Linked DNA regions of Homo sapiens: region 1 is linked to region 2. The links are chromatin loops, found by intact Hi-C in ENCODE. Cell type or tissue: ovary. All regions are shown on one strand.

Evidence for each region. A loop is a pair of places that touch in the nucleus more often than their neighbours do. Peaks named below come from ENCODE experiments on the same cell type or tissue, not always from the same donor. Only the 100,000 strongest peaks of a DNase experiment are listed, where the experiment ranks them.
Region 1: a loop joins it to region 2, with 2.9 times the contacts of the local background. A loop is called at or near these places in 76 of 110 quality-filtered maps.

The regions. Positions count from the first base shown.
Region 1 is chr5:64,146,363-64,154,362 of GRCh38, reverse strand. No RefSeq gene overlaps it. Among named protein-coding and RNA genes, the nearest start is that of RNF180, 15 kb to the left of the region's middle. In ovary, a CTCF peak has its summit at 6,319 (motif pointing left); DNase peaks (open chromatin) are centred at 4,432 and 6,302.
Region 2 is chr5:64,608,572-64,616,571 of GRCh38, reverse strand. RGS7BP (regulator of G protein signaling 7 binding protein) reads right to left here. Exons shown (of 6, transcript NM_001029875.3): 6 at 4,253-7,411. The coding sequence ends at 7,320. Among named protein-coding and RNA genes, the nearest start is that of SHISAL2B, 78 kb to the left of the region's middle. In ovary, a CTCF peak has its summit at 4,002 (motif pointing right); no DNase peak of the experiment used is centred here.

The DNA of each region.
Region 1 (8,000 bases), 460 kb after region 2:
TCTTGCCTTCCCTTTTCTCTAGAGGCTCACCCCCTTTACTGGAGGTTTCTTGCACTCCTTTCCATTCGCTTCGTCCTATCTGGCCACTTCCCTTGTGGGAAATTAGGTCCCTCTTAGTATTGGTGTGCTGGTATAAGCCCCATGGCAGGATCTGCCCTAAGCCATATGAGGTGACCACGGAACCGCAGATAGAACCCACTCACCCCACACAGCAGTAGTACTTATCACCATTCACACAAGCAGCACCACAAGCAGTGATCATTCACACACACTTTCAGCCTCCAAGATATCCCAACAACCAAGGAAATACTTTGCTGCCCCCTCTGCGGCTTTTCTTACCTTGGTCTGTGCACGAAGTTACCTGGTCACTGTGGTATTTGTAGGCAAGCCTTTCCTTCCCACATTGCTGAGAGTCTGGGTTTATTCATCACAGTGGGTGATGGCTGGATCTTTAGCCCCTGAGACCACTGCAGTGAGGCAGTGGGACGCATCTCCCCCTGGGAGATGACCAGAGACCCCTTCCTCAGAGGAAAATGGGAATCCTGGGCAGGCCCCCAAATTGTTAGAAACAAATATTTGGTGCCACAAAGTGAAACTAGCACTCAGGCAAAAGTTTTCTCAGCAAGGCAATTTACTTCTATAGAAGGGCGCCTCTTGCATGCAAGGCAGAGGCAAGGGAGAGCATGCAAAACAAAGGAGAGTAGGAGATTTTTATCTGTAATGCAGACCCTGTTCCTGTGTCCTCCCCTTGTGGGCTGGGGTCGGACCACACAATCTAGGCTAATTTCAATCTAGGGTAAACTAAGCTACTGTTGACATCATCAAAGGAGGCAAGGGTGGGCATTTGATGGGAAGGACAGGTATGGTACATCATGGGGTGTTTGGGCATAGCAGAGATAGGGAGGGCTGATAGATGAATGGGTACGATTACCTTTTAGAATAGAACAAAGAACCAGGAATTGAAACCCTTTGAAGAGGAACTATTTGTTTTTAACAACAAAATATGATGCCATCATCAATTTATTTTCACCATTTTCCCTCTATTTCTCTGTGCTGGCTTCCTTTTTAGGCAGAATCAGTTTATGTAGTGGCAAGATTGGCCACTAGTAGCTCCAGGCTTAAATTCATCCAGTTTAGCAACCACAATGCAAAAAGTAATATCTCTTTAATTCCAGCAAAGTTCTGGAACTGAGCTTCCAGTAGAGACTTGTACCACATGCTCATTCCCACAGAGAGAAGGAACTAGCAAGTTGGTCCTTTGCATATCATTTTCTCACCCATAAAACTGTATGTATGTGTAGAAGGGAATCAGTCCCCTACTCAGTCCACAAAGGTTGAAAGTGAGATAGGCATAGTTACCCAAATGAATATTGGGGTGCTGTTATCAAAACAAATGGAAATGGACATTTGACAGGCAAAAATAAAAAATGTTCAGTATAAGTGGTGAATGTGTAGTTAATTGAGTACAAAATAAAAGATTATAAAATGTCAGAGGGAGCCAGCTGAGGCTTGAATGATGGCAGAAATGGGTATGTAGGTTTTGAGATTTTCTTCAAAATGATCAGCAGCCCAAGAGGAGGAACAAAAACAGTAAATTGATGTGATTTACATGAAGTTCAGGACTGGAACAGTGAGCATGGTCACAGGACAAAAAGCAAAAGGAATAAAGGTGTCATGAAAGAAGAGCTGAAATGGCAGTCCGTGGGGCTCAGATTTGGCAGGGATGCAATAAGGCCACAGAAACATTGAAAAAGTAATCCCTGCATATTTGGATGTTCCTGCAGTAGAAAAGTCATGATGAGGGTGTCAGTCGAAGCAAATGATGGGAAAAGTCTCAATCATTTTTGGAGATTTATTCACCAAAGTTAAGGATGCTCACAGGAGATAGGTCTATGCCTTTCTCTGAAGATGATTTTGAGGGCTCCAAATTTAAAGGGGAAAGGGCGGGATATTGAGAAGCACACAGTTTTCACTTAAACAAAAGGGGCAAAGGAAAAATGTGGGGAATCTGCATCTTAACATAAGATAATACAGACAAAATGGGGTAGGGGGACAATCTGATACGCATTTGTGTCTGGCAGGCTGGGTGACTGCACCTGTCAAGATAAGCTATCAATTAGCATTGCCATGGTGAAGTTGTAACAGCTCACCAGGAATTTCCTTGCTGGCAAAACATGGGAAAAGTGGGTAGCTTTTCATCTTGTAGCCATTTTATTTAGGAATCAAAAGGTGGAGACAGGTTTGCATGACCCAGTTCCCAGCTTGACTTTTCCCTTTGGCTAAATGAGTTTGGGGTGTCAAAATTTAATTTCCTTTCACAGGCAGAAGATACTGGATAGGAGATAGTGCTAACATGTACCTCCTACTTGGATGGACAGTATGGCATGTGAAGATTCATACTGTGGACTTTTGCTCCAAGAACCACTGCAGGACCATACCAGGAAAACCTAAAGAATTCACAGATCTTTGAAAGAAGCACAAGTCACTGCAGATTGCATGAGACAGATGAACAACTATGAGTTTCCATAGTCTGAAAGGGGGAAAACCTGCCTTCAAACACGTATTCCCGCTGAGGAATCTGAAAATACAGATCACCAGAGAAGGATTTAACCTTATCTAGAGCTGGAATGGATTTAGGGAGCTGTGCAAAATATAAAAGTAAATGCAACAGTGGGAAGAGCCTTGTAGGCACTCCCATTCTTCACCTTGTGCGCAGGGAAGCCATTTCTGATTGTATTTCACAGAAGCCCTCAGGGAAGGCACTCAGCAGAATTAGGGAAGGGTCACAGGGTGTAAGAAGTTTCCAACTGAATTTTGCAATAATTTTAACTGGGCACTAACTTTTTTGACAGGATATGGGGGTGAATGGGAACTGCTGCAAATACAAGAGCTGGAGTCACAGCCAACTTTGTTGGCAGATGGGGAGGGGCAAGGCCTGAAAGCAGTGCTTGCTTGCTAAGTGGGGTAGTTTATGGCCTGAGGCAACGTCTGAGTTTCAGGAGAGCAAGCTGCCTGGATCTAAACTTGGCACTGTTAGTAGTGTGTCCAGAATTGGTGGGTTCTTTGTCTCACTGATTTCAAGAATGAAGCCGCAGGACCTCACGGTGAGTGTTACAGTTCCTAAAGGCAGCGTGTCCGGAGTTTGTTCCTTCTGATGTATGGATGTGTTCGGAGTTTCTTCCTTCTGGTGGGTTTGTGGTCTCGCTAGCTTCAGGAGTGAAGCTGAAGACCTTTGCGGTGAGTGTTACAGCTCATAAAGGCAGTGTGGACCCAAAGAGTGAGCAGCAGCAAGATTCATTGCAAAGAGTGAAAAAACAAAGCTTCCACAGTGTGGAAGGGGACCCAAGCAGGTTGCCACTGCTGGCTCAGGCAGCCTGCTTTTATTCTCTTATCTGGCCCTACCCACATCCTGCTGATTGGTCCATTTTACAGAGAGCCAATTGGTCTGTTTTACAGAGAGATGATTGGTCCGTTTTGACAGGGTGCTGATTGGTGTGTTTACAATCCCTGAGCTAGACACAAAAGTTCTCCACGTCCCCACTAGATTAGCTAGATACAGAGTGTCGATTGGTGTATTTACAAACCCTGAGCTAGATACAGAGTGCTGATTGGTGTATTCACAATCCCTTAGCTAGACATAAAGATTCTCCAAGTCCCCACCAGATTAGCTACATACAGAGTGCCGATTGGTGCATCCACAAACCCTGAGCTAGTCACAGGGTGCTGATTGGTGTGTTCACAAACCTTGAGCTAGACACAGAGTGCTGATTGGTGCACTCACAATCCCTTAGCTAGGCACAAAGGTTCTCCAAGTCCCCACTAGACTCAGGAGCCCAGCTGGCCTCACCCAGTGGATCTCGCACCAGGGCTGCAGGTGGAGCTGCCCACCAGTCCCATGATGCGCCCACACTCCTCAGCCCTTGGGCGGTTGATGGGACCAGGCGCCATGGAGCAGGGGGCAGCACTCATCAGGGAGGCTCAGGCCACACAGGAGCCCACGGCAGAGGGGCGGTGGGGGCCGGCTGCAGGTCCCGAGCCCTGCCCCGTAGGGAGGCAGCTAAGGCCCGGTGAGAAATCGAGCACAGTGCCGGTGGGCCAGCACTGCTGGGGGACCTGGCGCACCCTCCGCAGCTACTGGCCTGGGTGCTAAGCCCCTCACTGCCTGGGGCCGGCAGGGCTGGCCAGCTGCTCCAAGTGCAGGGCCGCCAAGCCCACGCCCACCCGGAACTCTAGCTGGCCCACAGGCACCATGCACAGTCCCGGTTCCCACCCGTGCCTCTCCCTCCACACCTCCCCGAAAGCCGAGGGAGCTGGCTCCCGCCTCGGCCAGCCCAGAGAAGGGCTCCCACGGTGCAGCGGCGGGCTGAAGGGCTCCTCAAGTGTGGCCAGAATGGGCGCCAAGGCTGAGGAGGCACCGAGAGTGAGAGAGGGCTGCGAGGGCTGCCAGCACGCTGTCACCTCTCAGTAGGACACTGTGAGAGCGAGACCAGCCTTGCCAACTGCGTGGGAGGTGGGTGCGACCTTTTGCTACTAGCTATTCCCCACTTACCTGGTGAACAATACTGCTAAGCAGAGGCAGCCATAGTCCTCTCTGGAACATAACCTCATTGGCCTGAGAACCACCCTCCCAATCCCCACAGTGGCATGGCAAGCCCACCAAAGGAGAGTCTGAGCTCAGACCCTCCTAACCCTGTCCCCATCTGATGGTATTTCTCTACCCATCCTGGTAGGTGAACACAAAAGACATACACTCATGGGAGCTTTATGATCCCATCCATTGCCTGAGTAACCAGAATACCTCCCCTGGCCAACTTAGGGGAGGCTTATATCCCACTGCTAATATCACAGCTGGTGCTGTCATGAAAGCACCACCTCCTGGCTGAAGTCCAACCAACTCAGGCCTTTACAGCAACTCATGACAGAATTACCCTGCTCCCAGGAAGGAGAAAACAACAGTTAATACCACCACCTGCAGTATTCTGGATAACCAGAGGCCCTGAGTCTGTCCACATGACAACATCACCACCAGCACAATCAGCATTCAAGAAAGCCAGCACACTAAGCCTATCTGCAACCAAAGACTCTCACAGAATCTTCTTCACTCTCCTGCCACCTCCACCAGAGAAGGTGCTGGTATTCACAGCTGGGAGACCTAAAGACGGACCACATCACAGGCTTTTTGCAGCCATTCCTTAGCACCAGCCTGGAGTCTGGTGGCCCTACTGAGTGGTTAGACCCAGAAGAGCAATAACGAGCACAGCAGTCCGGCTCTCAGGAAGCCCCATCCCTAGGGGAAGGGGAAGAGCAGCACGTCAAGGATCACCCCATGGAACAAAAGAATCTGAAAATCAGGCCTCAAGTTCCAGATCTTTCCACTAATGGTTAGTTTCTGACAGCAGAGACACAATTGCAGTGCCGGGTGTAGTAGGGAAAGTCTACATCTCTACCCCAACAGGCAGGCAGCCTCCGTGATGGTGAAAGGGCTTGGAGAAGGGGTCCTTTTTCCCCTCTGGCACTCCACCACAGACACAGCTGGGGCTTCCCTCACAGGAACACAGCATGCAGGCACCTATAGACAGTCTTTCTGGAAAAATCCAGAGTAAGTGCAACCCCACAGGAGGACCACACTCCAGATTCAGGCCTGCATGAGAGGCAGAGTCACAGTTCCTCCTACATCTGGTTTTCTTCTGCAGCAGCCTAGACCTAAGCACTTGCCATCTTTATTTTTCTTTAACAAAGTATGAGATGTGGCACTGCAATTGTGAAAAGAAACATGGCCCTCAGGGAAAGCTAATTATTAGCTTTCATATCTTTTCTGCCGTGGATTGTAATCCTCAAGAGGCTAGGGATTGTACTTTACTTATTTTTGTCGGCTTGGTGACACACTTGTTGGGACTGGCATAATTCTCCTGTCTTAATAGGGGTAGGTATATTTTGGCTCCCAGATTCTAGCTACAGTGATAAATAGACTTGTTATCTGAAAGGGAACCTCCCTGTGGACATCGCCAAAAGGTTTACCTGAGTTTGCTGAGATAATATGCCAAATTTTCTGGCACCTGATTAAGTTCCCTGACAACCTGAATGTTCATTCTGTGAGCCCCTAATGTGGGTCTCATTCTCCTGGACAAGCCTTGCCTTTCTCTCTCTTCCTATCTGTCTCCCTGCTCTTTGGCCAGGGTGCAGTCCTAACCAGCTCAGTTCTCTGGCCTCACCTCCTTCAGCTCAGACTCCCTGGTGAAAAGCTGTTCTGCCTAATTTTCCATTAGTTGCGCCTCTGAATTGCTGACCCAGCATGATGGCCGGTTGCTGGGCTGATGAAGCTTTGCTGCCGCCTTCTGGCCTGAATGTTTACCACGTTTGTTTAATGAATTTTGGAAATAGAATTGCATGCCTTTCCAGTTGCTAGTGTGTAATGAAAAGCTGCATTTAAAAAATTAAGTACCATTTATTGAGAAGATCCTTTGTGGAAGAAATACGAGGCACTGCAGATACAGCGGTGAGTGAAACAGACAGAAATCTGTGCCCTCATTGAACAGTCGGGAGGAGACATACAAGACATACATAACAGGAAAAGGTAAATCCAAGATTACACAAGCAATATAGCTTGGAATGGAGATATGGAGTGGGGGAAGGGGCATTTAAATTTTAGATAAGGCCAGGGAAGACCTCCCTGAGATGTAAAGCACATGAAGGAAGTGGCAAAGAGAACAGTAAACACTGAGGCAACAGCCTGTTGGAATGTTTGAGGAACATCAAGGAGGCCGTGTGGCTGCCGCACTGCAGCAGAGTGACTGAGAGGGAGAGTAGGGCATAGGCCAGAAAGGTGAGTGTGGACAGGAGGGGGCAGAGCACACAGGGCCAGATGGGCAATTTTATACATAGGTATACATGTGTACATACATATACCCATACATATATGTATGTATACACAGACACAGGGATACACAGAGATACACATAGAGACATACACATAGAGACACACACATACATGCAGAGTCACATAAAGACACACAGATACATAAACAGAGACACACACAGAGACAAATGCAGAGAATAGAGACAGACACACACAGATACATATGTACAGTCATAGACACAGACACAGACAGAGACACACACACACACACAGACATATACAGAGAATAGAGACACACAAATACAGAGACATATGTACAGAGTCACAGAGACAGGGGCAAACACACAGACATACAGAGACAAATATATCTGAATCAGACTGGAAACTATTGGAGACTTTTGAATAGAGGGGAGATGTGGCAATGCATATTTACATTGATCACTCTGAAGATTGCATGAATAATAAACTATAGTTGTGGCAAGGGATGAGCAGAGAGACATATTAGGAGGCAAGGAGTAACAATGACTTGGACCAGCATGGTAAAATGGAAGTGGTGAGATATGGTCCAGTTCTGGGTACATTTTGAAGATAGAAGATTTGCTGATGGATTGAATGAGGGGTATAAAAGAGAGCACTGAAGGGTAACTGGGTAGCTGAGAAATTTAATAGCTGAAGTCATTTACTGAGATGGAGAAGTCTGTGGGAAGGGCAGGCTGGATGAGTGAAGGTAGAGAGAACAAGAGTTATTATTTGGAAATGTTTACTTTGAGATGCCTGTTGCACATATACCAAAGAGGAGATCAGAGGAGAAAACTAGGGCGGTGATACAATGTTTGGCGACACACCCTATAGATGGTACTTAGAGTCATGAAATTGGATGAGGTCAGATTAAGAACATCAATTCAATGTGGCAGAAGTTCTTATCACTTGCAACCTGAACATGGTTCTGACTTCAGTGCAGCTTAGAGATTTAAATGCCCATTTTGCCATGTGATGACTTTATTGTCCTATTACTTTTCTCTATTTGAACTGTTGTAAAACATATGGCTCAAGCTGTATTTATCTGTTTTTCATGTGGCATGACTGTATCTGTTATGAATTAAATTTACCTGTTTTTTTCTCCTTATTTCATCACAATTATAAT
Region 2 (8,000 bases):
AAAAGATTTTCCTTTCCCCAATGTTCTCCAGTACGGTATCGTGCAATGTTTTGTTTGTTTGATTTTTTCTCCATAAAAGAGCTTTAGTTCTAAGCAAGTAATTAGACAGTTATTTGGTTGAACCTCTTATGATGTTGGTGTTATTATCCCCATTTTACTATGAGGAAACTGAGGCATATGGAAATTAATTTAGTGAACAGGCTCTTCTGTACAAAGATGCACCTCATAATGCCTTAAACAAGGTAGACATTACTTTATTTATTTATTTTTGTGGGTATTAGGATGGAGGTAGGTGGCCCAGGGCTGCTAGATATGAAAATAAATAAAATTTAAGAGCTATTGGAATCCCCCAAACACTTTCAGCCTTGAGAGAGATATGACTGTGATCTGAGTTAAATATTGTTACCATCTCTGCTCTTAGATTATAGATTAACTCGCTTTCTTATTTTTCTTGTTTAGTTCATTGGCTGGAGAGAATTAAACACCAAATACTTTAAGCCTTGAGAGAGATATGACTGTGATCTGAGTCAAATATGGTTACAATCTCTGTTCTTGTTTTATAGATTAACTTGCTTTCTTATTTTTCTCGTTCGGTTCAATGGCTAGAGAGAATTAAACATCAGGAACAAAACCTCCTGCCTTCTTAATTAATGACTCTTAGATTAATTTCTCCTTTGTTGTCCTGCTTTGCCTAGACCAGATGACAGAAAACCCATGGTTATTACACCCTCTGTAAGAGTGTGTCAAGTGTACCCTTCCCAGAAAGAAACACTGCCTATAAGCAAATTGCTATGTGTGCCAACCTTGTATGAATAAGGTAATTCTGCTAAAATCTCCTCTGTCTCTGCCTATAGAAATGAAATCTTAATTTCCTTACTTTCGAACACTGACTCTATTCCTTTGGAGGTGGTGTTTCTGGGTGGTACATCTTCCCACTTGGGCTTCAAGAAACTCTCTTTAAGTTAGATTTTGATTATTTTAGGTTGACATAGGGAACCTCTGCCATCTTCAGTTGGTGTCCATTTCTGGATCCAGCATGGTTGCTTCAGTTCCCACGCTCGTGTTCTCATTGCACAGGGAAGAAAAGAAGATCACGAAAATGCATGCCCTTTATTTAATGAATGTTACCTGGAAATTGTGCACTTCTACTCATACACTTCTGGCCAAATTCAGTTATACAGCCACACTCACATGCAGAGGAGCCTGGGAAATGGGAGTCTTACTTTAGGTGACTAGTGGTGTCTTTGGGTTCTCTATTACTAAAGAAGAAAAGGAGAGAATGGATACTGGAACTGCTAGCCATAGGCATGTACTTGGTTGCAGCACATCTGAGATTCACATGAAAGTCTATGAACTCCAAGCTGTACTGTACAGCCCTTGGCATCCAGCTGGACCACAACAGTTTGCCCCTTGAAAACCTTCTTGGGATACATTCCTGTCAGAATTTCATTTCTAGATATCTCTCCAGGAATGTAGGGGTATGTGTGTGCGTGTGTGTGTGTGTGTGTGTGTGTGTATCCTTTTATTAGAAAACAAAATTATTTAACTTAATGTATTTCTTTTTCTTGCTGTAGCTATCAGAAACCCTGAGCTAAATTTAAAGACATTGCTCTTGTTAGTGAAAAAGTTTCTAAATCTGTTTTACTCCTTCCTCTAGTGACTTCACTTACCAGGTTTTGTTTCTCTCTTACCTTCTTTTCCAGGCCCTTCCTTCCTTTCTCTCTCTTTCCTTCTCACCCATCTTTGTGTCTCTCTGTCTCTTCTATTCTCAAAAGCTCTGGCGCCCTGTTGTTTCCTCTCCATATCCCCACTGCCCATATTTTGACAAAGAATAAGCCAAGGAGGGGATGGGAATAGGGTGGGGAAGAGGATGAAGACAAGTAGTGAGTCAAAAATGTCCCTCTCACATATTCATTTTTTAAAACTTTTATTATTAGTTTTTATTACACAAGTAATACATGTTCATTGTAGAAAAATTAGAAAACACAGAAAAGCAAAAAGAAAAAATAATCACCCATAATCCCACTACCCATAACTACTATTAACATTTTAGTGTATGTCCTTCTAGCTTTCTTATGCATATATATACATACATAGATATATTTATATATAATTTTCTTTTTTACAAATATTGTGTCATACTATACATACTGTTTTATAACATGTGTTTTTCATTTAATATATATTGTGAACATCATTGTTTATTCCCTGAAAAATTTTACAGACACTACATGCTCATTGTGGAAAATTAGAAGTTACAGATATGCAAAAAGAAAATATAATTGCTCCAAATCTCACCTCCCAGAGATAAATGCTTTTACACTTTGGCAAGTATCCTTTCAGACTCTTTAATGCACACATGCATACATATATTTTTAAAAAGGGATCGTACTATAAATATTCCTCTATAACTTCCTTTTTCATCTAACAATATAGCTTGTACATTTCAATAAATACACATATGGTGCTTATTCTTAACTGGTACACAGTATTCCATTGAAAGGATGTACCATATTTAACCAACCCTATAAAGTAGGCTTATTTACATTTTTCTGCTTATCCAAATAATGCTGCTATAAACATCCTTTCTTGCATATACTTTTTGAATAATGAATAAATACATCTTAGCTCATTTTATTTTCTGACCCATTTAAAGGAGAATTTCCCTAAAGTGGAATTACTAGGCATGCAGGAAAACTATATTACCAAAATATTTTTTCAGAAAGGTGGAATCAATTTACATTCCTGTTGACTCTGTAAGAGGTTTATTTCTGTACTTCCTTTTTGTCCCTGGGAATTTTAATTCTTTATACCGTTTGCCTTTCTGACATATAAAAAGGAATATATCATATTAACTTGCATTTTTTATTACTAGTATATTAAAACACTTTTTCATATTTATTATTAGTAGGTTATTTTAGTTTATTGTGCATTGCCAGTTTGTGTTCTTGGTCCAATTTTCTGTTGGAAAGTTTGATTCTCCTTGAATTATAAAATGTCATTTATTCATTCATTATTCACTCATTCAATAAGTATGTTTTCAGCATTTGCTTTGTGTAGCACTGTGTTAGGTGTTATGGATACAACAATAAGCAAAATAGACATGGTTGCTGCCTTCTTATACTTCCAATTTAATAGGGATAAACAGGCAATTAAACAAGCAATAATGAAAACGTTCAATAAGGAAAGAATGAAATGGAAACACTTGGTTGAGAAGGGGATTGTAGATCATGGAAATGTCCCAAAAGTAGTGATGTTTAAGCTCTTAATATGTATTTGAGATCTATACTTTTTGTAGCATATATTGTTTTCTCAATTTGGTTTGTTATTTTTTACTATATAGGAGTTTAGCATTTTTAATCAGTCAAATTCCATCCATCCTTTCTTTCTGTTTTTTTCCTTTGGTGTCACTCAAAGAAAGGCTTCTTTCACACTAAAATTATATAAATATCCATTCACATTGCCTGCTAGTCTTGTTGTATGTTTATTTATGTGCTTGAATATGTAAATCTTTATTTCATCTGGAATTTATTCTGATAAAAATTATGAGGTATAGGTCTAATATTTCTCTCAAGAAATAGCTAACCAGCTATCCCAATATAAATTAATAATCCAAACTTTTCTGATAGATCTGAAATGTCATTTTTATAATATACCCAATTCTTTTATATTCTTAGGTCTATTATGGTCTATATATTTAATTCTAATAATTTATCCTGAGGCCAATAGTATCACAGCTTTTTCTCATCCTACCTATGGTTACCTGAAAGTTGAGCATTTTGTATTTGGTGACATTCCTAAGACAAAGAAATGATAGACGTTGCCTGGGTATGTGGGTAGGGTGGGAAGTTTGACCGGATGATATGCTTAATCCTTTCAATGTTGACACTTTCAGAGTTTTAAATTCCAGATGGGATCATTGTTAATCTGGTCCATTTGTTTGCTGTTTAAAACAAAGTAGATGCTTTTACATTCTGTCTTTATTTCACCTCACTCTGAAGCTCAGCTTTCAGTAGGTGGCAGTATTGCCAAACACTCAGTATCCCGACTGGTTTCGTAGGAGCACAGAGAAACAAAATGGTCTGGCAATTTTAGAATTTCCCCCAAGAGCTTTAACTCATTAGAGGAGGCATCAGGACTATGCTACTTCTAAAGCTTTCTTTATACCCCTGAATAATGGCATAACCAGAGGTTTGCAGTGAGTCTGCTCCTAGATGCGTGCAAAACATTAGCGGACAGAATTTTTTTTTTCTGGCTTGTTTTTTTTGTTTGTTTTTTTAAGTGACACCTTGGCCTTGTGGGCATTTCTTCACTTATCTTACCCAAAAGTGCCTTTGGGCCCAGCCACTGACTGATTTAAAACCCAGAAATGTGGTTTTAAACAATGTGGTCGTGGTGGAATTCAGGTGATTTTTATTTTCTATTTGGTAGTATTTTTCAGATTTCCCACAAAGAACATGTATTGTCTTTGTAATTTGAAAAAAAAATCAACACAGGATAGTAAAGATATGGTGGGAAAATGGGTGAATGTATGCCACAAAAGTTTACATCATTTTCTGTTTCAAGCCTGTGGGTACATGCGACAAAATGAGTTCAATGTTCTCTTCTTAACCCTAGAGATCAGCTCAGTGTTATTGCTAATCTGAAAGCGAATTACCAGCAGGAAGCCGAGACAGTAGAACTTTATCGCTTGGAACCACACCTGAGAAAATCCTTTGGTAGGTGAGAGGAGAGTGGGGCAGCTCCTAAGGGATGCATTGGCCTGTCTAATGTGAGACGGTGAATTACCTACTGTAACCTTGGGCCAGTGTAGGTTACCAGGGTTTTGAGCACTAAACTTAATTTTAGTATATGCTACTGAAAGAGGATCTTTAGATCTTGGAGTTTATCCACGGGAACTACAAAACTGATCAAAGGCTGGAAAACAGGCACTATGAATAAAAGATACGGTAGCTGAATATATTACCTTAAATATGCAAACTCTGGCTAGGTAATTAGACAAATTCCCATCTCCATGAATAGCTACTATAGCCTTTTCAGACATGGAGGTGAGACCTGAATTTATTAACAGTCTTCAGTTGTACAAAGGACAATTGCACAGAAGGTAAGTGTTACTTTCACACTGAGGCTAAGGTGAGAATGAACACAAGTTAACCAAGCAGAAGTTATTTAGGTCAGGCATTTAGAAGAACGTGCTGAACAAGATTGGGCTTATCAGTTAATAACTTTTGCATGGATTAGTAGGAACTAGATTGAAGCTAGAGTTCAATATAGTTGAAGTATAGGAGAGGGCAGAGGCAGGTGCTGAGAGCTGCCAAACTGGGCTACTTCAAAATTTCAAAAACAATGGATCTTAAATGAAATGACCTTAGTGGGTGAAAATGAATTAGATTCAGGAAAGGATATTAAGCTGAAATCAAGGTTTGCAGACCAGATAAGTCTGGATTGCTTGCTTTTCCAGGGAGTATTTACCCTAAGAGTCTTTAAATAGCCAAATTGTTTTACAAATATTTGATTCAGAAAATTGTGATTTTCTCATATAGCTTTCCACGGCTACTTCTTTTTTTTGAAGCCAGGTATACCTATAACCATGCATTAATTACTGGTTCCTTGGAACACAACTCTAGATTCAAAGAATAAGGCCAAAAACCAGCTGGTATGATCTAAATAGAGACCTGTATAACGTTCTCTTCCAACCCTTTAATTCTTTCACTTTCAATCAAAAGAGCTAGAAGACAATTCCAAGTATAATTTCCACATTGGATATTAGGGTGAACTATAAGAAATTGCCATTTTGTAGGTCAAAACAGTCACATATAGGAAATTTCATATAATTCAACCTAATACAATAATTATTACAGTAGTTCATCTTCACTAAAGCAAAAGGCCTTAATATATTTAGTTTTTAGGTAAAAATATTGGTATACATATAAATGCCTGTGCACATAAGTATTGGTAAAGAACAGGGTTGGGACTAAAGATGTGTCTTGGATAAACCACTTATCGGCATCTAGCTCATCCTTCTATTGTACTGGACACTGGTGCCTCCTGTCTGACTTGAAGGTTTTTCAGACTATGGAAAACAAGAAAAAAAGTGCAAAGACTTGATCTCTCAACCCATGGGAAATTCTGTCTGGGAAATGGGCCAAAGGAAGAACAGGAGACGGTATAACAAAATTTGTACCATGTTACAAGTTTAGTGAAGGAAGATCACAACAAAGCTGTGAGCAGAAAAACAAAGCATGTGGCTTCCTCCTTTCTAAAATATAGTATTGCTTAATGTGTCCTGCTTTCAAGAGTCTAAGCATAAGACAAGACACCAAGTACACGTTGGAAAAATCTTATCTGCATAGTCATCTAAAATGAGACAAGCTTAGCTTAACTAAAAAACTTTATTAACAATGTAAAATGTTAAATATTTTTATAATCTGAGCTAATTCCAGCATGCCCTATAAGATTTAACACTATGCTGATGTGCAGACACCATGCTTCAGATTTCAATTAGAACAAAATGTAATAATATTTGATTTTACATTTGAGGGCAATTGTATATGTTACTACACCATTTCCTAACTGGATTACTTCATTCTCCAAGAAGCTGAAAAAGACATCATTGGATCAAAAAGAAATTAGTTGCCCATATGCATTTGTACGAAGGTATTAGGATTATTGTGTATTTACAAAATTTTAGTACTTTTCATATGTGGTTTTTGTTGCTTTATAAATTAAGATACTTTTATGTTGAAGCTCTTAGATTCTGACAGAATGGAAGACTAAATGTAAATGAGTGCAGAGAAAGCAATAGGTGAGGTGGTATATGTTTGCTTATAATATTATTTCTAATGATATTGATAGATTGGATTTTTGAACACAGTTTTTCAGTTTTAAATAGATTTCTATGTTTAAAGACTTCTTTCATATACGATAAATTTTAACATGAGATCAGCAAGAGCTATAGATATACTATTATATGTGAAATATTTTTCCTCTGTATAATACATTTAAAAAACCTTTAAATAATTTAAAAATCATAATTCTTGCATCTGTCATGGCGTGGTTTGGAGCAGACATGCACAATGTCAGCTTTAAAATTCCCTTTTAAAAACAGCCTGGTTTTTGAATCTGTTCTTTTTTTTCTTGACGGCAGCTGCTTTCAAGTGTAAAATCATTTAAAAGGGCAGGGGGAGGCAGATAAAAGTAATAAGGAAGCATAGAAAACATAGTCAAAAACCAATAACTGTGTGGTTCAGCTGTCTGGAGGTCCTCGGGTTTTGTGATTTTTTTTCAGATGTTCTCAGTGGGTTTCCAGGAGGAGCCACCTAGCTTGAGATGAGACAACACAGCCCAAAGAACCTTCTCTTCCGTCTTCTCACCAGGGGGTAGGGAGTTAGATTCAGAAGGCTGCTGTCATCTGTGATGGGACATAATGTGCACATAAGTGAGGTATAGACACAACAACCTGCTTTTTAGGAAGTGGCTTTAAAAATCCACCATCCTCCTAATCAGGATTTCTCAACCTCAGCACTGTTGGCATTTTGGACCAGATGATTCTTGGTTGTGGGGTACTGTCCTGAGCACTGTGGAATGTTTAGTAGCATCCCTCAATTCATCAGATGCCAGTAGCACTGTATGACAATTTGTGGCAACCAAGTATATCCCCAGCTATGACCAAATGTTCCCTGGGGTGGGAGGCAAAAGAGTTCAAGGCTGAGAACCACTGCTTAAAATTGAATTGAAACTGCTTAGAGGCAATCTTTCAGTTGGGAAACGTATATACCTTATTTGAAAGAACCCATGCTTATGAGTAAGGTTGGCTTCTTTTCTAAACCTGCCTCTGCTATTTGCCAGTTCTGTGACTTTGAACATGTAACTGAAGCTTGCTAAGCTGTCTGTAAAATAGAGTTTAATAAAACTTAGCCCAGGTGAGGATTACATGAAATAATCTATGAAAAACATTTAGCTATGGTGAGTAGCTTACTGTCTAGCATAGAGGAAGCGTT